Linked DNA regions of Homo sapiens: region 2 is linked to region 1. Evidence: read pairs that join two places in POLR2A ChIA-PET (ENCODE). Cell type or tissue: MCF 10A. All regions are shown on one strand. Links, peaks and the distances in the headings refer to the core of each region. The heading gives the core; the rest is flanking DNA. Region 1 has its middle 76 kb from the start of KITLG. Region 2 has its middle 160 kb from the start of TMTC3.

Region 1 (16,333 bases), core at 3,823-8,822:
TCCCTGAGGGGACCTAATTTGTTTAAAGAATTTGCAATTTGTGGGGACTTTCTGCTGAGTGACAAGAGCACGGGTTTCAAATCCTGGCTCTAATACTTACTAGCTATAGAGCCTCAGTAAAATGACTTACTATCTTTAAGCCTTAGTTTCTTCATTTATAAAATGGGAATATAATACAACCTTATAGAGATACTGGGCGAATTACATAATATGTAAAAAACCATTTAGACTGGTTATTGGCACATAATTACATAACAAGCATTCAATAAAATGGCACTATTTTTAAATTATCATTATTAATCTTTTCAATCAATTTGAATAGTGTTTACCTTACATTAACATGTAAGTTCTAATTGCGAATACTTATGTCTTAGTTTGGGTCCCTTCAAAGCAGCCCCAGGAACAAGAATTGCAGTGTAAGTTTATTTAGAGGATGATTTTAAGAAGCATTATTAGGAGAGTGAGAAACTGCGACAAAGTGGGGAAAAAGACAATGAAAGGTGCATTTTATAGCTGATTATTACTATGGGCAACTGAGGTCTATTCTGCAGAACTCTGAGAGACCATGTGGAGTTATCCACCCAACAAGTGAGGACGCTGAAGTATTTATCCTCCAATTCCTCTCTGATATTGGCTGAAGGGCACTCCAGAACCATGAACTTCCAAGCACTTCCAGCTCTCTCATGTTCCCACCTCTAGCCACAGCCCAACTCTCCAAAGCAGGACTCCACTGACGTGCACAAAAATTAGGTATACTGGAATGGTGAGTACATAGGAAGTATGGGAAGGGTTGAGAGTTTTTGAGGGTTTCTGCTATGAGTTAACAATTAGGGGATTTTGTTTCTAATACATATAACACTAAAACAAATGAGAAATGTGAGGAGAGACATGAAAAGGAGGAATCTTGAAACTGTCAGCAAAAGCACGTGTGAGTTTAAATAATCTGCAAACCCTGAGATATTCCTCAAATTAGTTTTAGTATATACAAGAAGTTGTTTTACTAATCCAGACTATGAATGGCATACCTTAAAAAATAATAAAATGACTGAAAGGAAAAAGTACATCTCTTCCTCAGAAATACTATCTTTAGGATAGATCACTGCTTAAAACCTCACTCAAGGAAGTAAGTAATACTACTGAAAATAATTTAACAATAGCATCTCCCAAATGGGAATGTGTGACTTACCTTTCCTATTCTTGTTTAATCATTGTTTAGTATACAGGAAGCACTAGGATAACCTAATTGAAAGGCTTATTTAATATGGAAGTTGAAAATCCTAAACAGCTACTTTTCACATCTTAAATCTTAAGAAATAAGTGTCACTCTTGTGCTCTTTTAATTCATATGCAAAATGTAAGTTTTCGTATGATAATTTTCACCTTTTATTTATAGAGAACCTGTAACTTTGTGAATAACAACCTACGTCTGCTTTGCCAGTTTTCTATAAATATAATAATAGTTGTAGTTAAAACCAGTGGTTACATTTTGAAAATACTTAACAATAAATAGGGGTGCCATTCACATGATAAAAGTACAGAGGAAAAAACTGCAATAAAAAAGCTGTAATCATGATCAATCTGCTGAATTCAACCCACAATTTCCAGTGTCAGAATTCTATATCCATATAGTTCATGATAATACTCATTTTGTTAAATTGCATACATTAAAAAAAAAACAGTGGTATGGCTGAATGAATAAGCAAAGGTCTACAATGACTGAGTTCAAATCATTTCCTGTATTTAAGGGAGTAGTGCTCAGGCTAAACAATGAGACAGTACTTTTGGAACACAGATAGCCTTCTCTTTAAAAGTATTTGAAGGAATTTAGTGACTCCAGAAACTTATATTACATAATATCTTTCTGTCTCAAATCTTGGATTTTGTTGTTCCCACATTGGCTTAATGTCAGTAACTTAGACACATTTGTCCTCTTATTTTCTTGTCTGTCTTAACTATTTTACAGAGGTTTTTTTTTTGTGCGTGAAGGCAAAATACAAGTGAACCCATTCATCAGTCTCTTTTTTAATAAAATTAAGTAAATCTTCACATTAAAGTTTATTGAATAAATACATAAGTAATGTTCATTTGAAGATCAAATTCTCTTTCAGTCTTCTTAATCTCTGACTTTTAAAACTGACTGGCTCAAGCAGACTGTTACCTGGTATTAACTGTTTTCTATATAGGACTTATCACTTAGCTATTATTCATCCAATATCTTAAGTTTCAGCTACTATTTTTCATTCCCCCAATATATTTTAGCATATACTATTCATCAGCTCCTGGCTCCAGCCACTGGGAATGCTGTAGTGAATATAATTTATATAGTAAAAGGGAATAAAACAAAGTTTGTCATGGAGCTTACACATTTATTAAATGCTTCAAGATCCCATGTAAGACCTAAGTTATAGATGAAGTTCCTGCAATTAAAATAGAATAATTTTACCTGGAAAAACGAATTATTTGACTTGCAAATGACAGAGAATAAACTTGAACATTCTGAAAAGAAAGGTAATTTCAAAGGTAAAGAAACCACATAATTTCTTGGTTATGCTGCTAATATTCATGACCTAAAAATAAATATTTGTTTAAGCACAAATTCTTAAAGTAACTCAAGAATAAATATGCATACAAGAATCATTCACTCTCTGTTTTGTAAAATCAGCATTTCTCTATTGTTTTCTCTTAGCATACAAAAATGCTCAGATGTTGTTTTCAATGTTAAAAAAATAATGATCAGGTGCTGTGGCTCATGCCTGTATTCCAGCACTTTGGGAGGCTAAGGCAGGAGGATTGCTTGAGCCCAGGAGTTTGACACAAGACCTGGCAATATAGTGAGACCGTGTCTGATATGGTGGGGCTGTGTCCTCACCCAAATCTCATCTTGAATTATAGTTCCCATAACCCCCACATATCTTGGGAGGGACCTGGTGGGTGGTAATTGAATCATGAAGGTGGTTTTCCCCATCCTGTTCTTGTGATAGTGAGTTAGCTCTCACGAGATGTGATGGTTTTATAAGCGGCTTACCCCATCGCTCAGTTCTCATGCTTCTCTCTCCTGCCACCATGTGAAGAAGGATGTGTCTGCTTCCCCTTCTGCCATGATTATAAGTTTTCTGAGGCCTCCCCAGCCATGTGGAACTCTGAGTAAATTAAACCTTATTCCTTTATAAATTGCTCAGTCTTGGGCAGTTCTTTATAGTAGCGTGAGAACGAACTAATACACCATCTCTACAAAAAATAAAAATAAATAAGCCAGGCATGGTGGCATGTGCCTGTAGTTCCAGCTACTCAGAAGGCTGAGGTGGGAGAATTGCTTGAACCCCAGTGGTCAAGGCTGCAGTAAGCCGTGGTTGCCCCATTGTATTCCAGCCTGGGTGACAGAGTGAGACTTTGCCTTAAAAAAAAAACCAAAAAACAAACAACAAACAAACCTCTCCATAGTCTACCTCTCTCTCATTCCATACTTCCCCTATTTTTATGTATATTTTGGAAAAGGAACCCCTCACTTTTCATCAGCTCTTCAGTGTGCTGCAGCCCTCCCTAGTGCGTGGCTCCTGACATAACAGCAAAGATAACATTTTTTTTCCTCCCATGGATAATTCAAAAATTCATTCAGAGTCATTTTCCTTTGCCCTTTAAGCAAATCCTTGCCCAATTCCTCAGCTTTTCTGCTTACTGTTAAATAATAGGTAGTCATGCTTTTAGTTTAAGTCTCAAACTCAGTCTCTACTCAATAATTAGAACGCCCTGTTTCAAGATACTGATCAAAACTTCAAATTTGATTTTAGAATTAATTGTTCTTTCTCCTATCTAGGGCCTGTTTCAGGCCTTCTTCCTCCCTACTTTGCCCCTAGGTTTCCAAAAGAATAGGAGAAGGAAGGTATTACTAGGAAAGAAGAGACCAAAGGACAATAAATATCATATTTGAACCTGAGGCATCTTAAATTGATTTGCACTCTCTGAACACACCCATATGGAAGCTGATTTTATGTGGCTCTTCAAAGATGCCTTTCACTGGGGACTTCTCTTCTGCAATTCCCACTATTCAGGCTGATATCTCTAAATTCAGAGTGGTTACTTGAATGATTACTTGATGAATACTCACCATTAGATCAAACGTCATGAAGACAGAGGCAATATCTCTTCTGCTAAAATTGTATTCCTAGTTTCCTGCACGGTGCTTGATAATAACCTCTTATTAAATATTAGTTGAATGAATAAGTGAAAGATGCCTCCATATTGTCAAATTCAATGTTCACTTTCTGATCTTAGCTAAATTAACCTTTGTAGCTCTCTTTACTTATTACTATTACTACATACCATTTTCTTTACCCATTCACTTGGCTTTAAGTAAGAAGTCCAGACTTCCAGCCCAAAACTTGCTCCTAAACTCCACACCCACATATTAATCTGCCTACAGAATATCTGCCATTTTACAGAAACCTCAAACTCTTCATGTCCCAATTTGAATCATTACATACATCACGTTTTCTCCAAGATCTATCCTAGTCCTAGATTTCCGTGATGTGAATGGCATCATTATATATTCAGCCTATCTGGTCAGAAATCTGGAAAAACAATCTAAACTACAACTTACTCATTCAAAACACACATACAAGTGGTTCTCCAGATCCTTTATTTTTGATCGAAAGCAGTTTTTAATCCATATCTTCTTCTACTTTCCAGAGTCTTATCTTAGGTCCCTATGAGTTTGCAATTCAAGTATCACTATAGCCTCCTTTTAACTGATAACCTCCACCTCTTCCAGTCTATTCCTTATGCTGCTGCTAGAGTGATCATTCTCAAATAGAAATTTAACTATGGAGTGAAATCCTTTCATTGCCACTTACAAGCCACTGACCTAAGTTAGGCTAGTCACTTACTTTATTTTTCCTTAGTTTCATCTCCTGTAAATTAGGTATGCTAATATTTCCTACCTATAGAGAAATTACAAGGATGAAAGAAGTTTATACAATTAAAGTGTTTACCACAATGCATGATTGATACATAGGAATATCATAGCATCATACATAAGTGCTTGATAAAAGTTAACCATTATTATTTTTCTTTCTATATCCATAAAGACTCTCAAATATTAATTAGTTGAATGAATGAGTGGACTAATGAATTAAAGTCCTGATGGTTCGTTTTTAGAAAATTATAAATGTTTAAAATACACCCAAACATTTCCTCAGACAGCAAAATGTTCCTGACCCCCTTCACAAATTAAAATAGAGTTTTGGCTGGGTGTGGTGGCTCATGCCTGTCATCCCAGCATTTTGGGAGGCCAAGGCGGGCGGATCACCTGAAGTCAAGAGTTCGAGATTAGCCTGGCCAACAGGGTGAAACCCAGTCTCTACTAAAAATATAAAAATTAGCTGGGCATGGTGGCAGGCGCCTATAATCCCAGCTACTCGGGAGGCTGAGGCAGGAGAATTACTTGAACCCAGGAGGCGGAGGTTGCGGTGAGCCAAGATCACGCCATTATTCTGCAACCTGAGTGACAAGAACAAAACACCCTCTCAAAAACAAAAATACTTTTTATGTTTTATAGAATCTAGTTATTCTTTTATGATATTTATAAAATAATATAATAGAATCCAGCTTTTCTCCTTAAAATTATTTATTGCATTTTATAAGAATATATGTGTTTTGTCCACATCTGTATCTCTTACTCAAATTTACTTGATGTCAGGCCATTACCATTACCAAACTTCAGATTGTAGAACTTAATGTTCTATAGTCTCAGTCATGGTGTTACCCATCTTAATTCTAGTATTTAGTAAGTATTCACTTTTCACTATTCAAACTTCCTTTCATTTATGCTTTATTAATCATAATGGGCCTATTTTAGGGCAACATGCCTCATATCTATTTTTAGAAGGAGGTAGGAAATAAAAAATGAGAAGGGAAAGTGGAATTGGTTAATGTTGGTTATAGTGAAAGTGTGAAACTCTACCATTTATAAGGCTTAGGAATAGATCACCAAGAATGTTGCCATGAATATAAATGCTATTACTAATAAAAGACATTTGTCTTATGTTTTACAAACATAAGTTGTTTCATATACCTTCTCTCATCTAATGCTGACAACAGCATCCAGGTAATTAATGCATAAATTTTGATCCACATTTTACATATGAACCAACTGTAGCTCAGAAATGGCATGACTTTCTAAAGGTTTCACAGTCACTCAATTGGTCAAGCTGTAACTCAGATATAGATCAGCTTTGCCAAGTCCATTGCTCTTTATAGGATACCACTGTGATTCCATCATAAAGGTAACTCTGTGTTCAATTAAAAAAAAAAAAACACTTAACTAAACCAGGAATGGGTTTTTAAACTGCTGTCCATAAGTGTTCCTCCCACATTGGCCTTCCTAAGTGTTGAGATTACAGGCGTGAGCCACCAAGCCCAGCAGAATGGATTTTTAATTGTGATTTATTTTAGGGGAATAAATAACAGGATCTGCTTAACACATTAAATACCAGAAAGAATGAGTTACATGTACCTTTGAGCTTATTCATGCTACATCGAGATGATAAAACAAGCATTTCTGAAATTGATTGATAGTTTTTTTTTTACTTCTATATTTTATCAGATGCAGATATAATATTTTATCTAGTGCTTGGCAAGTGATAATGTATAAAGCAGATCATTGTTTAATTATAATGAAAGCTGAAGTAAACAGCATGAGTGATTTCTAAAAATCTAACCACTGACAACCACACCCTTTGGCAACTCTCCTAGGTCTCACAAGAAGACAATGGAGTAGATTGTGTTAAGCAAAAATTAAAAAAAAAAAAAGCATTAAGCTGTATGCCAAGACAGGGTAAAAGATGGAATCCAGATTTAAACTAATGAATAAAAGAGTCTTAAACTTACATAAGGAATCCTTCTTTTGTTTATTTTTGTTTGTTTTGCTCACATTCAACATTTTACCATGTTTTGTGATTACCATGTGTAAGGAACTATTCTAAACAGAAAAAAAACTTTCAATTAAGTCCAATTTAATATTTTTAAAAGTATAAACTTGGAGTCATATAGATCTAAGTTTTAATCCCACCTGCTAATTGTTACTAGTACATATGAGAATAAGAACAAACTACTTAAACTTTTTGATGACTGGGCATAGTGGTTCACACCTGTAATCCCAGTTGAGGATTGTCTGGTTACCTTTGGGAGGCTGAGGTGGGTGGATTGCTTGAGCCCAGGAGTTCCAGACCAGCCTGGGCAACATGGTAAAACCATGTCTCTACAAATATACAAAAATTAGCTAGGTGTGGTGGCACATGTCTGTGGTCCCAGCTACTCAGAAGGCTGATATGAGAGGATCACTTGGGCCCATTATTAGGTCAAGGCTGCAGTGAGCTGAGATCATGCCACTGCATTCCAGGCTGGGCAACAGAGTGAGACCCTGTCTCAAACAAACAAAAAACAAAAATACCTTTTTAATAGCATTACAAAAAAGCTACTATCAGGATTAAATAAGATACCATATTCATTTATCTATTCATTCATTGGAGCCTACTTTGGATCAGACACTGTTCAAAGCACCTAATATACATTAGCATGCAAAACAAAATCCCTGTCTCCATAGTTTCCATTCTAGTAGGTATGAGATAAGAAAGTGCTATCCTGTGTATCATTTTGTGCAAGCAAGAGATACACAAAAACACTGAATTTTCCAATAGGATGTGTGTGGATTAAGCCTTTAATGATTAAGAATTGAGGTCAGTAGCTACCTCGGAAAGTGTAATAATGATGTCTTGAAAATAAGAGTAGTGGTTGAAAGTGTGTTTAAGATGAGTCCCATTCAGTCAAGTAACTGCTTATTCATTTATATTTACTGAATGTCTGGGAAAACACAACCAAATAACAAGAGATGACCCACAGAATGATTAAATAAATTGCTGAGGTTTGATCAGTTCTTCTGGTCTTCTATATGAGCTAAGGGACTCTATTTGAAGAGAATGAAAATTAGTAAATAATTGCCATCAATTTAGTACATTTACTCCTTTATCTGAATGTGAATCAAGCTATTTCCAGAAATGTGTTACCATGTTTCCATCTCTGAATGTACTCATCCACATACTACTGAGGAGTAGCTCTCTTTATATGTTATAAAGAAACAAGAGCCAGCATTTGGCAGCTACATGAAGATATGAAGAAAACAAATATATAAAATATAAAATATATTATATAAATATATATAATAAAAATATATAAATATACAAAATATAAAAATTATGTAACTATCAAGAATCTTGGGCTGTTTGTCTATGGCAGGTTTATTTTTATATTTCTACAGAGGAATTAAGAGACAAGGATAAGAACTCTGGTAACCTCAGTATTGTATGTGTGGTTGTAGCTAATATCCCTGACAGAAGATAAGGAAAATTACAAGTTTAACCACAAAATAGAGATATAAAATAGAAAAGAAAATTTCTGCCATTAACTTAGAACCCACAATCAAAGCATAAGAAACAAGAATCTGTGGTGTGCGGGTCCCTCACATTAACCAAATTAAAGCATGGTGGGTGTAGTAATCATCTTAAAAACTGATTTTAATTGTTGCAATTAACACACCCAATTTGTATTATTATTAAACATTTTAAACATGTCCAAATTTGAATCAGTTTTATTTTGGCTGATTAGATTGTTCTGTATCCAGCTGTAAACCTAAAGAGTAAACCAAGTAAAAGGAATATGTGAGATCAAGAAAACAGGGTATAGAAAAAAGAAAGAGGCAACTAGACTATCTAAGGTGATGGGGAAATATCACAGGATGGCGGTTTAGTAGCTGACCTAGCGAGCAACACATCTGATATGAGCAGCAGGACAGAGGGTTCCAAAATTGATGTGTCTAAGAAAAATGCATTAATAAAATACCACTTTGTTCATTAGTTTGAATGAGATGATTTATAGTTATAACAGAGAGCCTGGAAGTCATTGGGCAAGAGGTATAAGAGAAAGTAAACAATTAGAAATAAGAGACAATTACTAAATCAATGAGAAATAAAAGTTGTACCAGAAATAAATGTAATCATAGTATACAATATGGCTTACCTGTGGAGTGTTTACTTAGCAATAGACCTTTGACTAGGACCTACACTGTTGATGCTCCTGGTTTTCACACCTTCAGACTCAGACTGGAATTAACACCACCCTTTCCTGGGTCTACAGCTTGCACACAGCAGATTATGCAATTTTTCTACCTCCATAATACTGTGAGAAATGCCCCATAGTAAATCTCTTTCTGTATATGTATATATATATATATATATATATATATATATACACACACACACACACACACACATACACACACACACAGGATATAAATATATATATATAGGATATATACATTATCGGATATATATATATCAGATATATATATAGGATATATACATAGGATATATATATTGGATATATATATACACAGGATATATATATCTATCAGATAAGGTAGGATATATATAGGATATATATAGAGGATATATATATAGAGGATATATACAGAGGATATATATATAGAGAGGATATATATAGAGAGGATATATATATAAATATATAGAGAGGATATATATAGAGGATATATATATAGATGATATATTTAGAGGATATATATATATAGGATATATATAGAGGATATACTTAGGGTGTGTGTATATATATATACATATATATAGGGTATATATATAGAGGATATATATATCTCTCTCTCCTATTGTTTCTGTTTCTCTGGAAAACCTTGACTAATATAAACGCTAAGAAAGGAAAGAAACAATATGAGAAGTTAAAAAAGTTTATTGTCTCAGAACCAGCAAAAAGTTTAGACAACTCCATTTTATCCTTCCCTCAAGCCTTCCACTATCCCAAAATTATATGTGATCCCAACCTAAAATTGACTCTGTTCTCTCACTACCCCAAGTTCTAATAGTCCACTAGGCAAACTTACTTCCACCAGACATACATACACTTATACGTAAATCGGTGCAATGGAAGACCTTAAAAGGAAGGTGTGTGAGAGTCTTCTCTAAGGTGTAAGTCATTGATGACCTTCCTGAAGGTGAGATCAAGGTAACCAGACAAGTCTTCAAAGGTATCAGGTATCTGCCACCCTCACATTCTTTCCTTAACTGCTTAAAAATGTCTAAAAATATTTGACATTCACAGGCACTATAAATATGATTAATAAAAATCCTTCTGCACAACTATTACTGAAACACCAGGAATTCCGTCTAGGTCCTGCTGCTTGCCACACGGAAAGCCAGTCACTGAGACAACACGTATTGCCAAGGAAGAAGGCTTTACTTGGATGCTGCAGCTGAGAAGATGGGAGCTCAGTCTGAAATCCAGCTCCCTAACCAACCAAACCTAGGGTTTATATAGCAGGGAATAAATGTAACAATGTATAAGAAAACAAACTAGGGAGGGGCAAGGAAGCAATCATGATGAATGAGGGGGCTGGTATCTCACATTCTGGATGTGGTGATTTGGTGAATATCAGTTCTTTGAAACTTGGGGTCCTTTCCTGAGGAAGGAACTCAGATAAAACAAATTAGGTTTCAAGTCTTAAGACCAGAAATATCAATTTCTCATTTATTTATTTATTTAGAGACAGGGTCTCACTCTGTCACCCAGGCTGAAGTGCAGTGGCACAACCTTGGCTCACTGCAACTGCCACCTCCAGGGTTCAAGTGATTCTTGTGCCACAGACTCCAGAGTAGCTGGGATTGCAGGCACAGAAGGATCAATTTCTATGTTTATACATTTAAAAAAACCTATCTATGGGGCCACTGGCTCAGTTTCACTTCTGCCTTTCTATTTAACAATTCCTCAATCATGGAGAATCTGGTCATCCATATTTCTGGCTGCTTCATGCTGAGGAGGGGAGTCCTGGGTAGCTCCATGCTATAGGTGATTTCATGGCCACCCAGGAATCAAAGGAATCTAATACTATAGCTTTCTTCTGAAACAGTATTTCTCTCTCTAGTCTCCCACTTCCACCAAAGGCAAATCATACCAGGCCCAATCTACCTGCAAAATAATCCTCAGTCCCATCTCCTCGGCTGCAAAAGCTGATTAAAGCCTTCTTCCCTGACAATACTTGTTGTCTCAGTAATTGGCTTTTTACGTGGTGAGCAGCAGGACCAAGACTGAACCCCTGGTATTTTGGTAAAACGACTACATGCCAAAAAAAAGCATTAATACAATGAAACCCTTAAAAATTCCTTATCTTTATAGTTTATCCTAATAAGCAATAATAGTAGTAACCCAGATGAATTTGTATAAGAGAAACTATGATTTGTATTCAAAGAGTGGTAAAAATACCCCTAAAACATTCTATTCCTCTTGAAAGTATTTTTATTTTCAATTGTCTCCACTTATTTTTATCCCATTTTACAAAGTTCTTATAAAATTACAAAAGTATTTTGTTTTGTCAAGTCCAAAGACAAAATTTAAACTTTGTAATTTCACACAGGCTTGATAGCAACTTTGGGCATTTAGAAGTCAATGCAGCAAATGTCTTGTTTTCTGGAATTTGTTTTTCAGTTTCTCACTTTTTAAATAGCTGTGATATTTTCTATTCTTACATGAGATTTGGCTTTCATTGAAAGATGCAATTATAGAATCTGAAAGGATTCAAAGGCCACTTCTCAAATTCCAAATTTATTAAGATATGACATAAAATGTTTATATCTGAGATAACACTTTTAAAGTAATTAAAAATATATCCATCAATCCCTCTCCTGAACCAAAAGAGAGTACTGATAAGAATGAATTTCCACAACTAGTATTAAAATAAAAAATGCTGATAATACTATAAAGAAATTCTCTAGGTATACCTCTCAAGCCTCATAAAGGTAGAAAATACTCATTTATTTGTTAACTTATAACCTCTTTATTGAAAATACTTATTGTCTGCACTGTTCCCAGTGGGCAATAAATATTTTTCTTTTCTCTCTCTTCTTTTTCTCCTCTCTCTCTCCCTCTCCCTCTCTTTGGTTATCTCTTTCTCTCTCTAAATTAGCCAGTGTAGGTTAGTAGCATTCTTATACTCCAACAACACTATTTTAAACTCTGCTGTTTTTATTTACATCATTTCAGAAATATTTTGCTATTCAGTCTGAGTATCTATTGAGCATGTACTTATAATGACCATTTTAGTATATACAGGAAATTTTACTGTGCTGGTGGAGCACAATTATTAAAATGTTCCCTGAATGTTGGCTTTTTATTGTTTTGTTCGTTGTTTCTGTTTTTTCTCCTTTAGATATTACTACATCAAAGAAAAGACATATCTTTAAAACATCTTTCTGTGGTGATCCTAAACAGGGAATAATCTTTCATCCTTAGAACTTCCATCTTTAGACGGTCTACCTCTGGCATTGGACGTGACCTTGAGCAACTTCCTTTTAGTTCCTAGATTCTATACTTTTGTCCTGACTTTCAAATATACTACTACCCATGTATTACTGTAGCTATTTCCATCAGAGTTAGCTTCCTAAGGAATGGTAAAATGGAATGGGGCTTTGTTGCATGTGAAGAGGCATGGGGTGTAGAACAGGAATAAGTAAGAAGAAGGCACTAAGCACTTGCACATTTATTTTTTCTGGGGAGGAAAAACTATAGAATGAGAGAAAGTTGACATAAAAACAACTGAGAACAATGATAGAGATAAGGAATCTATTGACAGCCACATAAACAGACATGTATTCCAAATCAAATTTTGATCATATCAACTTGCAAAAAATGAATATGTCATAACATGGCCAACACTGATTTTTAGTATCTTAAGTATTCATTTATTTCTCTGAATGTCTGTTTAGCTGTGATAATTTAGATCACTCAGAGAGACAGTTAAAGTGAATATGTAAGCTATATTAGGGTTTAGTTCAGCCACCACTGAAAAACATAATCCTCATCTCTTATTTTAACTCCATTCATTTAAAGTGCTATATATTTTTCAGTAAATTTTCAAAGAGCAGTTTCTGAAGGAAATATGCCTTTGGAGATCAATCACTGACAAATATAATTTGTTTCAGTAGATTCCCAATGCTCAAGCTGCTCCTATATTATCTGTGGATTAAAAAAAAAGTTACTTAAATTAAGCTACTTTAATTGTACTTTGGAAAATCAAGATTTTAAATAAAGCTCAAGGGTTTTTTATGTAATAAATATTTATTCATATAGTGTGGAAAGATGCTTCTTTATAAATTAATTTAGTCTTAGTAATAAGAATCTTCATCCTCAGTGGAAAGAGGATCTATAGAGAAAGCATCAATGGGCTAATGAAAAATACCTAAGGCTACCTTCCTGTCATCGCTCAAAATCATTTTTGCTGAGATAGCTTGGTGGTATACCAAGGCCCAACACTGGTGACCATCTACTCATTAAATGACTGACTTCCTTCTCACAATCCCGCAATCACTTTCTTCTTTGCTTTTGGAGTGGCACGAATCTACCTTCTTGAACTACACATAGTATGGCAAATAACATGATACAGTAAAACATGCACTTGAGGCCTAGTTCCAAAACCTATCACCTACACCATCTCCTAAACTACTTAGACTCTCTAAACTTTAGGACCTTAATCTATGAAATGGAGTCTTAATGCTTATTTAATAGGGTTCTTGTAGGACTAGGTGAAATGACTTAGCAAACAGGTACTCCATAATATTAGTTATCTTCCTGTATATTCTAAGGAAATAACTTTTGTTCAAGACAGAAAGAAAGGATAGACAACCACCTAAAACAGGGATGGCTAACTTTGTATGTAGCAGCCCAAACAGTAAGGTATTTTTGGTTTTGTGGACCCCATAGCCTCTGTTACAACTATTCTCCTCTACTGTTGTAGCAGGAAAGTGGCCATAGACAATATGTAAACAAGTGATTTGGTTCAGGAGTCATAGTTTGCCAATCCCCATTCTGAAGAATCAACATTTAAATGAAAAGATTGTTCAGCATTGAAAAAGATCCAAGGAAAGCAAGAAAGACAGGAATCTGTAGACAGTGGGGTGAATCATAAACCAGCATTGCTTCACATGGCTCTTCTGCTTTCCTAATTGGTTTTGCTCCATGCTCAGCTCATCTCTTCCTTCTCATATCCCTCATGGAACTCATGTTCTGTGCTGTCACACTAAGGTAATACTAGTCTATATTATAACAAAATCCAATACTCCAAAGTGTAAGCAGAGACTCCCAGCAGAGAAAGACCTTGATTAAGATGAGGCTGGTTGCTTCTTGCGAGAATATTTTCATCCTAAACTCTTCCCTAGTCATATTTAAGAGGGCTTGGTGTTTAGTGTTAATAAAAGAATGGGAAGCTTTTTAGACACTACTTATATCCTGGCTTTTGTTGTTCCACAATTTTTTCACTTGATAAACCTCTTAGCTTCCTGTGAATATGGCAAAGATCTCAAAACCAGGAACTATGTCACATAATTGTTTTATTATTTTATTACTTTTTTAACCAAGAAGTTGTATACAACAACATAGAGATGGATTGGGACTGGAGGTTATATAATCAATAAACAAAGCTTACAAATATTTAGGAAGTTTTTTGATATATTTAAAAAAGCTTTTTCTTTACCAAAATTTCCCAGTAAAATAATCTTTGGGATGAGAAGACACTGAACTTTTATGTGACCTCAAAAACACATATGTTTTATATTTTTATTCCCAAACTTGTAGGTCTGAAAAGAATATTCAAATTTCATTCTTATTTTATGACCCATAAAACATATTATGATTCAGCTGGCTGCAACAGAGAGCATTAGAATACAGGATATTGTTTTATTTTATTTTCCCTTATTTTATTTCTTTGTGAAACATGTTGGCTGTTAGAGGAATCAAATGCAATGATGTGGACTTGGTAGCAATGGGGTCTAAATCATTGGTCTTCTAAGCGGAGTGGGATAGTTGTATGTTAGACAATGCCAAGATGACCTACTGAAGGTCATACTGTAATTATAGAAAATAATTACAATTTTTACTTATATTCACTTTTAATGGAAACAGCTAAGAAGGAAGTGAAGGTTTACTGATATACACTTGAACCGGTGTTGTCACTTGCTATATGTATCAGACACACTAGTAAGGGATCCTATTCTGAAACAAGGCCCTTCATTCACTTGTTAATTTTCAGCATGTTGCAGTTTAAGTAAGCTCAGTGATTGTATTTACCAATTAAATTACCCAGATTTAGCTAAAAGTAACTTTACAAAATAAACAAATGGTTTTAAAAGATTCTAGCAAGTACATTATAAATTGAGAATATTGCTGCTAATGCAAGCCCAGGCAAACTACAAAAAGAATGGCAGAGCTGACTCTTTGCTACTCCTAGAACAAGCTGTTCAGTAATAATACGAGACTAAAGGCAAGGACACCCTAATCTAATTTGACAAGAAGTCTGCCAACAAAATTCAAATTATCAAGAAGAGTATTTTAAACAATGGATTTATAGCCACAGTTGTTAACAAAGAAACTTTTTCCATATGTATTTCATGCTTTAAGAAATAACATAAATTCATCACTACTGATAATACATTTTAAAATGTGGTTTACACACTTTATCCTGACCTTTGAAAATGTCAGTTTTTTAATGCCATTTACATAACACTTTAGTAAAAGATTATGCATATATAATTTATAAATATGTTCCCCAAGATACACATATAAGGATTTGCATTTAAAAATGTTCGACTAGAGGCCAGGTGTGGTAGCTCACACCTGTAATCCCATACTTTGAGAGGCTGAGGCAGGTGGCTTGCTTGAGTTCAGGAGTTCAAGACCAGCCTGAGCAACATGGTGAAACTCTGTCTCTACTAAAAACACAAAAACTAGCTGGGCTTAGTGATGTGTATCTGTAGTTCCAGCTACTCGGGAGACTGAAGTGGGAGGATTGCCTGAGCCTGGGAGGTTGATGCTGCAGTGAGCTGTGATCGTACCACTGCTCTCCAGCCTGGGCAACAGAGTGAGACCTTGTCTTTTTTTGTTTTTGTTTTTGTTTTTGTTTTTTTAAGGCAGCAGGCTGCAGTGAGCTATAATCATCCCATGGTACTCCACCCTGGGCAACAGAGCAAGACACTGTTTCTAAGAAAATAAATAAATAAATAAATAAATAAATAAATAAATAAAATATTCTACTAGTAGGAGGGAGTATGCAGTCAGAAAAGTTTGTAGAAGAAACATTGAAATAAACAGCTCAAATAATAAGTGAAATTGCATGAAACAGATTAATTTTATTCTATGTGTATCTTGTCAACAGTGGAAGTATACTTAATTACTGCACTTTAGAGGTGCTATGCTTATTAGATGACCACAA
Region 2 (16,333 bases), core at 3,886-8,885, 350 kb after region 1:
TAATGATGGTATTGCATACACATATATATGTATGACTTTTTAAAATTATGGTAAAATATATATCACATAAAGTTTCTCATCTTAACCATTTTTAATCATCCCAGTTCAGTAATATTAAATACATTCATAGTGTTATGTAACCAATCTCTAGAATTCTTCTCATCTTGCAAAACTGAAACTCTATAACCCATTAAACAATTCTCCATTTCCCCTTCCCCCCAGTGCCTGGCAATCACCTTTCTACTTTCTATCTGTATGAATTTGACTACTTTAGGTACCTCATATGAGTAAAATTGTATAGTATTTGTGTTTTGGTGACTGGCTTATTTCACTCAGCATAATATACTCAAGGTTCATACATGAAGCATGTTTCATAATTTCCTTTCTTTAAAAAAGGCTGAATAATATTCCATTGTATGTATATGCCACATTTTTCAAATCCGTTCATCCATTGATGGACACTTGGGCTGCTTCCATCTTTTGGCTATTGTGAATAACGCTGCTATGAACATGTGTGTCCAAATATCTCTTCAAGAACTTGGTTTGAATTATTTTGGGCATATATCCAGAAGTGGAATTGCTGAATCATATGATAATTATATTTTTAATTTTTTGAGGAACTGCCATACTGTTCCCTATAGCAGCTGCCTAATTTTTTACATTCCCACCAACAGTGCACAAATCATCTAACTTCTTTAATTTGATTGACAACACTTGTTATTTTCCGGGATTTGTTTGTTTGTTTTTTGATAGTAGCCATCCTGATAGGCATGAGGTGATATCTCATTTTGTCTTTGATTTGCATTTCCCTAATGATTAGAGATGTTGAACATCTTTTCATATGCTTGTTGGTCATTTGTATAACTTCTCTAAAGAAATAGCTAATTAAGTTCTTTGCCCATTTTTTACCTGGATTGCTTTTTTGTTGCTGTCACATGAATGACTTTAAAATCTATAGAATTGAGCAAGATAAAAGATAAAATAGAAATGTATGCATTACAATTTTAATATAAAGTTTAAAGTAGCCCAATTTCAGTAATGTGTTGTTCTGAGATTACATTAACATGCAATAAATCTGTTTAAAAAAACAACAATAACAAACAAGGAAGTAACAGAATTCTTCTCTTGGTTACCTCTGGCAAGTGAGAGCGGAAAGTATGATTGAGAGGAGCACATCAGAGTTTCCATACTATTAACAGGGTCCTATTTCTTAATATTCACATTATTATTCTTTAATAATTCATATGTCTAATGTACAATTTATCACAAAAATAAAAACGAAATTTTAAAGGAAGAAAAGAAATGAGGGGGAAAGGCACTGGTGAATAGATTTGTGAATTCTTTGTTTAAAGCAAAAAATGTTTACAAAAAAATCTTATAACCAATGAAGTTGAGGTTATATAATAGATGTGTCTGTGTATACATACTGGTATGTGCAAGGTTCAGGCACACAAAATATACAATATAAATATAATTTGTGTCCAGACACAACAGGTGAGCCCACTTCAGCTTCAGTCTCTTTTGGGAGAGGTAAATATAGCATAACTTGTTTCTTTTCTGAGCCTTTATTTTTTCCATTTTTGCTTTTCATTTTTCTCTTCTAATCATAGCTGAGTAAAATGTCACAAATTTTAGTAAATGTTTTATTGTTATATCTATTGTTTTAATTAACTTACTCTAAAAATTATTGTTTTATTATTCTAAATATTATTGTTTAAATTAATAAATAGATGAAGGTGAAAAGAGCATCATAATAAAATTTTTTCATATCTACTTCACACAATCCTCACAAAAACTGTAATGTACGTTTAGCCAGTACTTTCCCATTTTTATGCAGAAACTCGTGAATGGAGTGCTCGAGAACACACATTTACAAAGTAGAGGCATAAGTATTAAACTTTTTATTTCTACACTAAATTACTCTTTCCACTTTAGTTATAATACTTTCCATATTTCAAAGCAAATTCTCAAAGTTTAGTGGTAAACACAGGCTAACAGAGAAACCTGAAGATAGGTTTATCTGACCCTGACCAGAACTCCTTTATTCATAGTATCTCTGTCAGGGAAAAGAACAAAATACTTACAGCATACAGCAAGTATGTATTATTGCCTCCTAATATTTAGAAAATTTCAGTGATGGTGATTTCTTTATAGTCTTGGACAAGTCCATGTAACCACCGTGCTGAAAACTACATATGTTTCTGAAGCTCTAGACTTATCTGCCTCACAGTTTTGTTCTAGGAATCATACATAGTGTTGGAGTTCTGATTTTTAAGATTTTTTTCCAATTTAGTAGGATGTATTTTATTTAATCTCAGTTATTATGCCATTATTATAAACTTTTATAATAATGTTTTCTGAAAGTAAAGATTTTGTTCAATTTTGTTTAAATTCCTAAAGAAACTAATTGTGTTTCTAATAAAAGTATTCGTTACAGTGAAAGGATCTACTTAATGCATTCAGAAAGTTTATTAATAGTCAAAATGCAAATATTTCAACTCATCCCTAGCAAATTCTATCAAAACTTTAAGGAACAGAGGTTTGATACTATTTTAAATATTTCAGATGATAGAGAAAGAAAGAAAAATTCTAAAATCTGCATAACAAAGAGTATGAAAAAAGAAAACTACAGTTCAAACACCATATCACTCCAAAACTTTTAAATAACATATTAGCAAATAGAACTCACCTGCCTATTAAAGGAATAATATTGTATAATAAAGGGGAATTAATTTCAGGGATAATAGAAAGATTTAATTTTAAGAAATCTATTAATATCATTTCCTTAATATTGGGTCAAAAGGAAAAATTTGAGTCATCTTCACCCAGGTCAAAAAGGCATTTGATAATCTGCCAACCATTACTGTTTTTTAAATGTTATTATAATAGGTCTTGCAGGAAATATTCTTGACCTTATGTTTAGCTATGTATCAAAATGAAAAGGCCATCATAACACTAAAATTCTGAAAACATTGTTATGAAATTCAGAAAAAGACGAAGGTCTCATTGCTGTGACATAGGTGACATGCAGGTCTTGGCCGCTTGTTTGGCCAGGCCTGACCTCAAAAGAACTATTTCCATAGTCTAATGGATCACTACCGCACCTGCGCAACCTCATGACTCTGTGGGTCAGATCATAACAAGTTGCATCATGACCTGATATCCCATGGGCCAGCGCACTCTCTGCTAGAGCCCAGCAGTGCGCCAAGAGTTGCTTTTTAAGTGTCCAACAGGCTCTGCTTGCAATGCCTCAGAAGGCATAGCCTTGCTCCAGAACCTTACTGAGCTGCTCTGCAAATCTCTTGTCTGGAAATGCCAGAGATTTCTCTATCCATTCTACTGACTACCTACAACCTGGTATGTGCATGTTGAAATCTAGAAAATTTTTTGAAAAAAAGTGATCAAAACTTATCCAAGTAAAAAACAACTAATATCATGAAAGAAAAGGAAGCAGTAGTCAAAAGTCATCTTCCAAAAAATGGCAAGTCCTGCTTCAATTAAAATTATTAAGTAGTCTATTTGTTTCAATGGTTTTCTAACTCTTCTTTTGGTATTCCTTTCTTTGCTTTTGGTCTCTTTATCAAGGCATCCACCCTTATACTCTCTATTTGCTCTCTTCTCCCATGTTTGCCTCATTTAGTCACTATCCCATTCTCCAAAATTACTCTCATACTTTCTTTTCAAAGTTTCAGGATGTTCACTTACGACTTGCAACATGTTCAACTGTGACACATGTACCAGCTGAAATTTGAGTCTGCCTCACACTCCCATGGGCATTCCAAGCATGAGAGCTACAACTCTTTCCTCTTCTCTCAAGAAACTATTTCAGGATGCAGAAGATGAAAAGGGATATTGGCCTAAAACATGAATTATCTCTAATTTTAAAGTATAATTATTACTAGCATTAGTAGCAGTATCACCAGTAACAAAGCTGTCACATACCTCTCAACTGGTGTAGTATGTCAGTTTGTGAAGGCAGTGCTGTTAATAGTGGTAAATTAGAGGAAGTAATTTTGATTAGGTCAATTCACCCTAAGGCCAAAATTACTGACACTCTTTCTGAGAAAACCTAAACTTTTCTTAAACCATTTTTATTTCTAAAGATTGAGTTGCAAATTTGAGTAGTTCCATGCAAAATGAATATACACTTTTGTTTATTTATATTTATGTGTCATACTCTTATCTCCCAATTTTAGACCATAATTTAATGTTAGATGGAAAAATAGTCAATTTTTTATTGGGACTGGTCATTTCGATTTGTCTCTAGGACCGTGGGAAGGAAATCAGTTTTTCCAGATGATGATTCATTTCCTTCTGCAGAACTCAAAAATAGCTGAGTGTTAGATAAAGATTGAAGGAGTTAAAGTAAATATTATACTCCAATGTCCTAAATATAAATATATACTAAAACACAAATAGAATCCTCTAATTAGGAAAAAGGAAGAGGAGAAAGAGAAGGAGGAGGGAAAGAAGGAAGGAAGGGAGAAAGTAAGGGAGGAAGGAGGGAAGGAAGAAAAGAAGGAAGGAAGAAAGGAAAGAAGGAAGGAAGGAAGGGTGATTTTATGGCAAGATATTGTGTCTCTAAGAAAACTATCAGCCCCTGGAGGAGGTCAGAAACTTGGATTTATATGACATTGCTTTTAAGTCTTCTGCAGTAATGGGTACATGGTAAATATTCAATAAATATATGTTGGTTGTTAGAAATAATTAGCCTGACAATATACAAGATATAAAGAAAATCTTTTTATTTTAGTTTGGAGGAATCAACCTATATAAGAAGAAAAAAATGTTTTGAAGCTATGACAAAGAAACAAAATGTACTTCTTACAAAATTCCATAAGCTATACAACAAAATATCATGTTCTTCCCATGAGATGATTTCACTTGATGTTGTATGTGCATCAGCACATTGTTATTCTGCCAAACTTACACAACTCATAGGTCAAACTATAAAGAGAAGACCTCCAGGAGCCAGAATAATTGATAAAAAGGAATGGTATTTGTGAGTCAGAGCATTGTCCTCTCTTTTCACTGATTATTTAACCTCTTGCCATGCATTACTTCCAAAATTAAGTGCCTGTAGAATTTATTGTACTTAAAATAGGTTTAAAAATGTAATGGGGAGTAAAGTAATGATCTCACAATTACTGATTTAGTCATCTCAATGGCTCTAAAATTCAAAGATTGTCCTTAAGAGGAGACTCAGAAAAATTGAGATGTATAAAGAATGTAGTTGACCAAGTTACATCAATGAAAATTTTTTTCATGTCTTTAGCTCTTAAATTAAGTATTATTCTTTCTGAAAAACCAGTTCAAAGAAATAAATTTGCAATGCAGCCACAGATAATTCATTCAATAAACATGTATGAATGCATCTTATGTGACAGGCATAGATACTAAGAAAAAGCAAAAATAGGGAGAAAAGACCCCTTCTCTCTGTAGAAAAGAATGGAGAGAAATGAATGGATTCTTTTATTCCACAAATACATATGAACATTTGCTATGTACTAAATTTATGATAGTTTCTGGGGATAAAGAAATAAAGAAGACAGATACAGACCCTGCCTAAAACTGCTCACACTCTAGTGGAGATTTAGAATATAAAGAAGTGATTACAGTATTAACAAACTTTAAGGCACAGGTATAAACAGGATGCTATAAAAAACAGCTGATTATTGAAACAGATACATTGCAATTCAAAATTAAGTAAAATAGAGATATGAATACGTGGTATGAGAGCATAAAGGGTTTCAAAATGCTGCCTGAAGATGTTAGAAAAGGCTTCCCTAAGAATGCAGCATTTGAGCTGGTGATGTGGTTAGGCTTTGTGTTCCCACCCAAATCTCATCGTGAATTGTAATGCCTGGGTGTTGAGGGAGAGACCTGGTGGGAAGTGACTGGATTATGGGGGTGGTTTCCCCCGTGCTGTTTTCATGATAGTGAGTGAATTCTCATGAGATCTGATGATTTTATAAATGGCAGTTTTTCCTGCACCCTCACACACGCTCTCTCTCTCTCCTACCACCATGTGAGAAAGGTCTTTGCTTCCCCTTTTATTTCCACCATGATTATAAGTTTCCTGAGGTCTCCCCAACCACGTGGAACTGTGAGCCAATTAAACTTCTTTTCTTTATAAATTACCCAGTGTTGTAATTATGTCTTTACAGCAGTGTGAGAATGGACTAATACAGCTGGAAATGGAAAAGTTGAGCAGAATATGTCTGATGAAAAAGTGCAGGTCGTAGTGGCAGAGGGAACATAGCAGAGGCCATAAATTTGTCAACACACCTGGCTTGGCCAAAAAACACCAAGACTTTTCTTGAGAAGAGCAGTAGGGTACATATCAAGGAATAGGATCATGACAGCATAATGAGAAATTCACTAGAGAATGTGAAAGACAATCTGGAGTAAGCCAAAAAAATTACATGTTTTCCTGAAGACAAGATACCAGAAAAACTTTTTAAGCAGAAGAATGTGATTAATTTTCTCTCTTTCTCTTTCTCTTTCTCTTTCTCTCTCTCTCTGTCGTGCATGTGTGCTCTCTCTCCCCTTTCCCTCTCTCCTCTTCTTCCTTTCTTCAAAATGAACTTACACTGCCATGAAGAAAGTGACCTGGACTAAAAAGAGACACTAATGAAGAATATCCAGTTAGGAAATAGTTGCTGAAGCTCAATTGAGCAACTATAAGCAATCTAGAAGAAAGCAGTGACAGTGGAAATGAAGAAATGGACAAAATTGAAAACCATTTCTTAGATAGAACTCATAGTGTTTAGTTACTAGATGGGTGAGTTTATATCATCCCTCTAGGATGGGAGGAGGATGGAATAACGGGGGCAAGTCATGCAACATAGAAGTCAGGAAGGCCCAGAAGATTTTCAGCTAGAAGCCTAGGCAACATCATTGACTTGGACAATTCAGGAGACAGAGTAGTTTTAGGAGCAAGAAAACTTAAATTCCAGGTATAGTCAGAGATTTCTTCAATTAAATAAATGAAAGAGGACATTTTAAATGGTTGATCGTCCAGTGCATGATGCAGTGAACAGAAAGTTCTTTCTTGCTCTAAGAGTGAAAGTGGTGTACACGTAAGCCTACAGTAAGAGAGTGAGGACGATGAAGGAGTTACTGCTTTCTCTGATAAGAAGAGGCATTGTTATCTGCTGAGTTTAGGGTGAGGTCAGGCTGAGGTTAAGGAAAGTAAATAGGTTTGGATTGGATTGGAGAGACTAATCAGAAGGAAAATTTACAAAATACAAGTGAAAGGTTTTCCATGGAGCTAAAGTCAAGATAAGATTAGAAATCTTAAATTTATAATTCCATGATGTTCTACTCTCTAAAAGCAAGATAGGAGAAAGCAAACAAGTTACTCTCAAAGGTGGAATTCAGTTCCTCGATAAAAAGCCACAGTTGGAAAGGGAGTTTGTAAAATTTTGGCATGAGCTACTAATACACAATAATATATGTACTAATATGTTTGAGAGTCAGAAATGTGTTTGATTTGATTGAACACATACGTATGAAAGATAACTGAGGTGCATTCTTGGCTGGAAGGAACCAGACAGATTAAATGAGCTATAGTGGTCATTAAAATATCATTAGTAACAGGTAGCAAACTGCTGTACTAGATCATCTTGTGCTGTTTTAGCCAGTCCAAAGTTACCTCAGTATATTTCTTTAAAGATACAAAGCAGCTTATGGTCTAATAGTTCATTATGTTTAAACCATTCTTTACTTTTCAACTGCAATGATAGTCTTAAAGAGGGTTCTGTTTTTAGTCATTCTTTAAATAAAAACACATAGAAGATTTTTATGGTGAACATGATTAGAAATCTAATGTACAACATAAGAACTGAAGATACTAAACTTGTATTAAGGATTTTTGTTAAATAATTAGGTTTTAGCTGCTTTATTTCTTTATTAAAAAAACTTCACTATGTGAGATTATAGATATGTTGATCTGCTTCGCTATAGTAGTAGCCATTTTACTACCAATATGTATCCCATAATAATTGTAAACCTCAAATATACACAATAAAATGTATTTTTAAAAATACATTCTGATTATGACTTCTGATTGAATGTAGCCAAAATTTTGTTACTCTTGATTCTTAATCAGCACCCTGAGTCGTAGCTAATATGATGTGTTCTTGCTGATCTTTGACCTCTTTGCTGACCTGGCTCCAATGAATATTAAATACAGATGGAAAATCTGTAATGAATAGCAGAACACACAGGCAGCTATTTTATTCCTTTGCCCTTTGACTCTTAAGGCCGAGAGAAGTGCCAACATAAATGTAGCAGAGCACAAATATTCACTGTTTGATATGCGCAGGCTTATCTTGTTAGCTATGTGTGACCTTTTTCTGAATGGCACAAAAGGAATTGCTTGAATTACTAGGGCAAAATATTCATGCTCAAGCTTGTCTAAGCACACGGATCTTCTTACATCATAAAAAATTATGTTTAGTTTTCTTTTGAAAGAGGATTCTCTCCTTTAAAAGGTGAAAAAAAAAATGTTCTGCCAACAAGAAGATTTCAGGTAATAATGCTCAAACCTGGAGGCCTAAAGTGGAGTTGCATAATACAGATATCGTATGAGATTTAACTTAATGAATCTATCTTTGCAGTCACCCAGATTCCAGATCACCTCTGTCTTGACTGTATGCTCTGTCTTACCTCAAATTTATACATAGAGTTTAGGGTTTAAAGTTAAAGGTTTTAAGATTTAAAGATTCATAGATTTTTAGAGGAGCTTTGTTTCAACCTTTAATGCCATACACATAATTTTACTATTCTTTTCTTGACTATTCTAGATGTTACTACAACTATCTTGGACTCACCTAGTACAAAAATACCATCTTTTATACTTACCTGGTAATTTTGGGACTTTAGAACACATTAATTCCATTTATTTTAGTAATACATAGAATTATTTTTCCCAATTCTTTATTTCTTCCCTGTGGTAGAACCATCCATAACCTTTGCCACATGGTATGGGAGTACCTCCATTAGAGCAAGTAGAATATATTTTCTAGCTTTATTGATATACAGCTGAGTCAAGCAAGCAACTTGCTTTGGCCAGTGGACATAATGTGAGCAGAAATTTTAAATGAGCCTGTGTGGTTTGGCTTTGCGTTGGTCAGGGTTATCTAGAGAAGTAGAATCAATAGGATTTATATAGATATAAAAAGTATATTTCTCATGGGAATTGCCTCACATAATTCTAAAGGCCAAGAAGTCTTGCCGTCTGCTGTCTGCAAGCTGGAGAACCAGGAAAGCTGGTGGTGTAACCCCCAGTCTGAGGCCAAGACCTGAGAAATGGGAGGGGGAAGAGAGAGGTACCTGTGTATGTTCTACAGTTTGATTGCCTGAGAACCAGGAGCTCTCAGATGTCCAAATACTAGAAAAGGCAAATACCCCAGCTCAAAAAAACAGTGAGCACACTTGCCCTTCCTCCTCCTTTTTTTTTTTTTCTATTAGGGTTTTCAGTTGATTGGCTGCTGCTCACCCACATTGGCTAGGGTGGATCTTCTTTACCCATTCTATTGGTCCAAATACTAATCTCTTCCAGAAACACTCTCACAGGTATACCAAAAAGTAATATTTTACCAGTTATATGGGCATCCCTTAGTCTAGTTTAGTTGACAGATAAAATTAACTACCACCAGCTTCTATACTTGCAATCCTGCTATTGTCATAACAACAGAATACCCCCAAGAAGACCACGGTCCAAATATAAGACATGTAGTGTATACTTGAAATCAAACTATAGCATCCAGCCAAGCCCAAATAAACTGAGACAAGGTTCGCCTCACCCACAAACCCATGAGTGTGACATATATATATATTTGAATATTTCTCCCTTGATATCCATGAGGGATTTGTTCCAGGACCCTCTATGGATACCAAAAGCCACAGATGCTCAAGTCCCACAGTTGTCCCTGTAGAACCAACACATAAAAGTCAGCCCTCTGTCAACCTTCAAAATTCATAGGTTCTGCATCCTGTGAACACTATATTTTTGATTTGTGGTTTAATCTTTGGATGCAGAACCCACAGATACAGAGGGCCAACTGTATATGTGATTATGAGCCACTAAGATTTGAGTTTGTTATGTAGTGTTATTATAATGATAGATGATTAGTAAATGCAAATATCAAAGTAAAATAGAAAAGGCTAATGGTGGGATTTGAGAGAGGAAATGAAGTTAACTCTCAGGGACTAAAACTAAGAGAAATGAAGATGAAGTTTTTCGTGGCTGAAGGTGAAATTCTCTCCAAGGGAAGAGTGTCATGAGCACTCGAGGGCAGAGAATTGGCCCCAACATAGAACCCCAGCTCCAAAGAAAAAGAAAACTTTGCCTCAGGAAGTGTGGAAGTCAGATTCTAGATTCATTGTGCCCACCTGGTGCCTGGAGCATGGAATCTGTTCCAAGATATGGTGGAGGTAATGACAACATTTACATCAGTGAGATCAAAATAGCAGCTGTGGAGGATCTACCACAGTGTGAAATGGAATTGGCAGCAGCAGGACCACCAGCTAAGACTTTTATTATAAAAGATAAAGATCAAGGTCTAGAAAGATTCTCTTGGCTCCTGCCATGCATGGCAGCATTGACAATTTAATTTGAGGTTATGGACTTGGAATAGTGTCTATGTGGGCTAATGACAATAGATTTCCCTTATGTTGTCTGAGTCTAACAATCCTAATACAAGGTAAGTAGATAAATTCTGTCACAAATTTAGACACAAGGGCTGCCAAGCATTCATTTCATTTAATTGACTCGATAAAATTAGACAAAGGCATAACAAATTGGTTGGGAGGGCAAACTCTAAATCAGATTTTCAAGATTTAAATACTGTTCTGCCATTCACTAGCCCTATGACCTTAGTTGCTAATTTTCTCTGTGCCTCAATTTCCTCCTCTATAAACTGCAAATAATTATAGTAACTTCCTCATGGAGTCAATATAATTGTTAAATCAGTTAGCACATGCATAAGACTTAGATCAATTTTGGCACTATGTAAAAATTAAATAAATTATTATTATCTGCTTTACCAAAGAGAGTTTATGAGATCTGTTTTCCTAAATTGAGAAGACCATAATGAAAGTAACAAGGCAGTAAGAACAAGGAGTAGATGTGGTTCTGTGATAAATTATCAATACTTTTGCCTTTGTGTGTGTTTGCATGAGTATGGGGGGTTGTGAGGAGAATATCTATCTTCTTTTCTTCTCCTGCCTGCAGCCCGGGAAAGGAGTAGACAAGAATGCCAAATCTCACATTGTGTGAGAAAGAGATAGATGATAGAATTACCTTGGTAATGCCTTGGCTTCTTAATGGGTGGCATGTTTTGCCTTTCCCTTTATTCTAACTTTGGGGGTTGGCTACTCTTATTAAACAGTTCAGATTTAATACATTCATTCTGGAATAAACATTACTAAATTTGGAAGGAGAGCAGTTTGAAACCAGTGGGAAGTACCAGAGAAAACTGAAAAATCCAGATTACCAGTGTTTGCTACAAAAGGACAAGAAAAAGAAAAGTACAAAACCAATGTTACTTCATGACATAATACTGATGTGTAATTATTTCTAATTGTATGCATGCTTAATCAAATACTCATGAGCAAAATGAGTTTCTATTAAGTATTTTAAAGGCATAAATAGACGAAAAATTTGTAACCAAGATCAAGTCTTGCAAGGAGCTAGGGAGTACCTGAGAGCTCCTAAGAACCAAAAACTGAAGGTAAACTAAATGTAAGCGGAAATGAGCAAATACATTATAACATTAAATGGAGTATGATGCGCCATTAAAATGATGCTGTAAATCTATGCTTTTTGAAATCTAAATATGTTTATGTATATGTATATGTTTAGAAGTTCTATGATTAAAGCAGTTGTAAAGTAGTTTTACAGTATTAAAGACTTTTAATTATTTAAATTAAAAGGAGAGAGCAAGAATGTATATGTCTTTATGTGTGTGTATGTCTATTAAAAATTTCAGAAATATACATCAGAGTGTTAATACTGGTCATTTTTGTATGATAGGATTAACAATAGTATTTTAAAATTGTTTATTTTTGTCATTATCTAATATTTTAAAAACATATGTTTATTATGTATTTGGGTGTAAAACCCATGAGGACATTTCAATTTTTTTAAGTTTGATTTAAAAAAATAAGCTTACCTATAACATTTAAATCTGCTTCTGAATTTGTTTGGATCATTCCTGAACAACAGTTGAAATAAGACCTATATAGATGACAAAGATTAGGGGGTAGAGTTTGTCATTGGCTTTTTAAATGTGCAAACTTGAATCAAATTAGACTTCTAGGAAAGATTATGATATGACTGCATGTTTACATAGCACACTAAACAAAATAATAAGAGCAACAGAAAATAATAAAGGAATCTTCATTCATAAGTAAATTAGTAAATCACCAAAATCCCTTACTAAAGAATCTGAAACATATTTACCAATTACAATAATACTTCCTCAAAATAAAAGGAAGGGGCTCAGCTTTGGCATATAGCTTCCCTAATTAAGAGTAAGATGCTGTTTGGGAAGAAAGTAAGGAATACTCCTAAAAATTCTTTACTTGGAGATAGGATCTTTTGCAATTTGAATGAGTTTCAGGAGTAATGTGGGTCACCATTTTGGATTTCTTAGACCATCAGCTCGGTGAGGTCAGGAACCATAATGTTTTTGTTAACAACTTTATCCCCAGTTTCTGGTACATAGTAAAGGCTGAATAAATATTTGTTGAATAAATGCCTGGAGTTGTTTCCCCTCCCACATAATGGCAAAAGTGGAAGGAGAAATGAAATGGCCATGTCATTTTAATTTAACCCAATCTAGTTTCACAACTAGTAAGAAACAACTGCTCAGCCACAAAGCAAAGTTAGCCAAACAGACATAAGTAAATATTTATCCATAAAACAAAACTATGAACCTAAGAGCACAACACTGATATGGGAACCTGCCAGGATGACCTGAACTAATCCCTCTAAAATGAAGGAGCAGCCAAACTCTGGGAGAGTTAAGGTTTGAAATTACTAAATCTCATGCTTTTAATCATTGTGTTAGGCTGCAATATTTTCTAAAGAAGACGAATTAATCTTCCCAATGACTAAATTACAATAACATACTTGTTGAAGGTAACATTTTACTAAAATACTGTTTTGCTCTTCTAAATGGCCCCAAATTAATCAGAATAACTTTTCTGATGCAAAATCCACAGGTTTAATAAAAAATTGGTGATACAGGTTACCTCTTAAGAGACCGTGAAATAGCTACTTGAGACAGTCAGGAAGTCAGTGTGGAACATTATAAAGATCTGAACCCAACTGTGTCTTATGCATTAAGCAGTCACAGAGTTCCACTGGGATTTAGAATGGACTCCGGATCTGATGACCTTGCCTTCCAAGAATATTTTTCCACATCTTAAATTCTATACTTGTTGTCAAGATCCAAGCTCATCAAAATTCATGACTCATTTAACAATAAAATCAATTCATTTGTCTTTATTTTATTACCTTATCTGTGTGGGAAAACTAAATTAGAGTCTTGTGTCAGCCAAGATCTTCAAGCAGAAGCCTATTTGATACGGACGTAGGGGATAAATAATAGTAGGTCTGGCCTACCTGTTAAACAACCAAAAATTACTCTAATGTAAGAAAGTTACATTGATTAGATTACTAAGATAACACTTACTAAGATTAGATTACTAAGACAACACATTACTAAGAAGTGAAAGGCTTGGAGCCATCATTCTACTTTGACAAAGGCTAGGGACAAAGGCTGTTCTGGGTCTTTGGCATCAGAAAGAAGCTCTTGGATGTTCTCTGAAGTATCAATATTAGCTATCCTAGCTTCAATTACCTTCATTCTCCATGTGGCTCTCTTCTAGTTTCAAATTTCCAAGAAAGAGAATTGGGTTGGTCCAACTTAAATTAGACATCTTTATCCTTGGTAAATCACCCTGGCAAGAGTTTCTTTGAGGCAGGAGGTGGTAGTGGCACAAACATAGCTATAGGGTAGAACTGTGAGCTGAGTCATTGCTCCAGTACATATTACTGCAGGGGGATGACCACGTGGTCAGTGCATGTGTTTGTGGGGGTAGAAGGAGATAGTGTTAAATTATTCTTGGAACGTGGCTTAACCACTGTTGGGTTTGCTCTATGACAAAATCAAGTGGCATAGTCATATCTGACTGATATGAATCAGCAAAATGGAAATGGGGCGAATTCTGCAGCCTTGACCTATGACTAGGTTTCAGTATTAGAGTTCTTTCCACCCTCTTTAAGCTCGTGTTGATAGAAACAGCCATCATATTTTCTTTGCTTCACATTTCTCAGGGTTACTTCATAAGAAGTGAGAGCTGATTTCCCATTGACTCATGCATTTCCATATTTAGCTCATTAGGTGCAGGAAGTCTACATCTTGTTGGTTCAATGTTTTCATTAGGAATTAGAAATTTTCAGCAATTACTTGCTGGACAATGCACAATCATATCTATATCTTTTACTCAAAATGGTATCTTCTGAACTTACATTCCAACATCTTGTAATTTTCAAATCTTTCCCATTTGTAAGGTGAAATGATCATAGTAATATACTTGTAAAACTTCCCTTATACATGAATATCAGAAAATATATGTGGCAAAGTGTTTTAGTTATCTATTGATTCATAATATTTTATTTCAGAATTGTCTCAAAAAACTCACACATTTATTATCTCATTCCATTTATTATCTCACTCTGTGGATCAGGAATGCAAGTACGCTTACATGAGGTTGTAGCGATGGTGTCAACTGACACTATGGTCGCATTTGAAGGCTCAGCTGAGAGGGGAAATATTTCCTAGCTCCCTCACATGGTTGTTGATAGGATTCAGTTTCTCATGGGGTATTGAACTGATGACCTCAGCTCTTTACTGGCTGTTGGCTAGAAGCCTCGCCTGTCCCTTGTTAAATGATTATCTTCTTAGGGAAGCTATGAAAAAAATCTCCATGCTAGTTGGCTTTTCTTAGAGTGAGCAAGTGAGAGAGCAAGAGGGTGCCAGGACAGAAGCCACAATGTCTTTTTATCCTAATCTTGTAAGTGACATCTCATCACTTACTTCTGCCACATTCTATTCATTAGAAGTGAGTCACTAAATTCAACCCACACTCAAAAGGAGGGGAACTCCAGGAAACAGAAATCATTGAGAGTTCTGTTAGAGGCTGCCAGCCACACCAGGGAACTGGAATTACAGGTATATTCTGACATTTAAGAAACAAAAGAAAATCATGAGATAAAGAATAATAAGGTAACAACATTCAAATCGAGGAGACTGAGAAAAAAAATGAAAGGAGTTTACTATTATGATTCTATTAACCAAGAAGAAAAGTAGTTTGATTAAAAAGACAGATTTTCATTGGCAAGCATGAAGAATTTCACATTTACATCAAATATTCACTTGGCCACAGATTTTTGTATTAATTTGAAGAGTGTGCTTAGCTGCCCTCTATAATGGGCAGCTTCCCAAAATGACTTGTGCTGATCAACAAAAAGAGTTAAGTAAATATACTGTCAATAAAGAGAAGCCTTGTAAAAGAAACTCAAAATGAAAAATACAAGGAAAATGTGAAAAAATTAACATTTTTAACAAAGCAAGTTTATAAGAAAGATACATAGGGAAAAAAGGCAACAATTTAATCAACTTACACTGTACAAAAGCAAAGTATTTTATTTCAAGAGATACTGGGCTTTTTCAGCTTTACAGGAAACTGGCCAATTATACCTCTTCATATGAAAAACAAAGATAACCAAGTCCCATGAAGATAAGCCTGGATAGACTGTATTTAGATACATTAACCTTCTTAATGAACTACAGACAGTCCCTGAATTAAATGATTTTTTTTTTTTTTACTTTATGGTGGTTCAAAAGCAATACACATTCAGGAGAAACTAGACTTCCAATACTTATACAACCATTCTGTTTTTCACTTTCAGTGAACTATTCAATAAATTACAGGAGATATTCAACACTTTATTAGAAAATAGGCTTGATGTTATATGATTTTGCCCAAATGTAGGCCAATATAAGTGTTCTGAACACATTTAAGGTAGGGTAGGCTAAATTATGATGTTTGCTAGGTTAGGTGTATTCGATGCATTTTCATCTTATATATTTTCAACTTGCAATGAGTTTATCAGGACATAACCGCAACATAAGTCAAGGAGCATCTATACTCTGATATGGATACCCAAAATGAAAGCTGTATGGGATGGGTGGTATAGCTGAGAAATAAACATAGAAAAAGAAAATGAACAGACACTGGAAGGCCAACTCAA

What was found. ChIA-PET counts read pairs that join two places held together with the same protein. Peaks named below come from ENCODE experiments on the same cell type or tissue, not always from the same donor. Only the 100,000 strongest peaks of a DNase experiment are listed, where the experiment ranks them.
Region 2: POLR2A ChIA-PET joins it to region 1 with 5 read pairs; 1 of 35 experiments calls an interaction of 5 or more read pairs at or near these places.

Annotation. Positions count from the first base shown.
Region 1 is chr12:88,648,620-88,664,952 of GRCh38, reverse strand. No RefSeq gene overlaps it. Among named protein-coding and RNA genes, the nearest start is that of KITLG, 76 kb to the right of the region's middle. In MCF 10A, for the core only: no CTCF peak of the experiment used is centred there; a DNase peak (open chromatin) is centred at 6,742.
Region 2 is chr12:88,297,676-88,314,008 of GRCh38, reverse strand. No RefSeq gene overlaps it. Among named protein-coding and RNA genes, the nearest start is that of TMTC3, 160 kb to the right of the region's middle. RefSeq lists a silencer at 6,200-6,400. In MCF 10A, for the core only: no CTCF peak of the experiment used is centred there; a DNase peak (open chromatin) is centred at 4,918.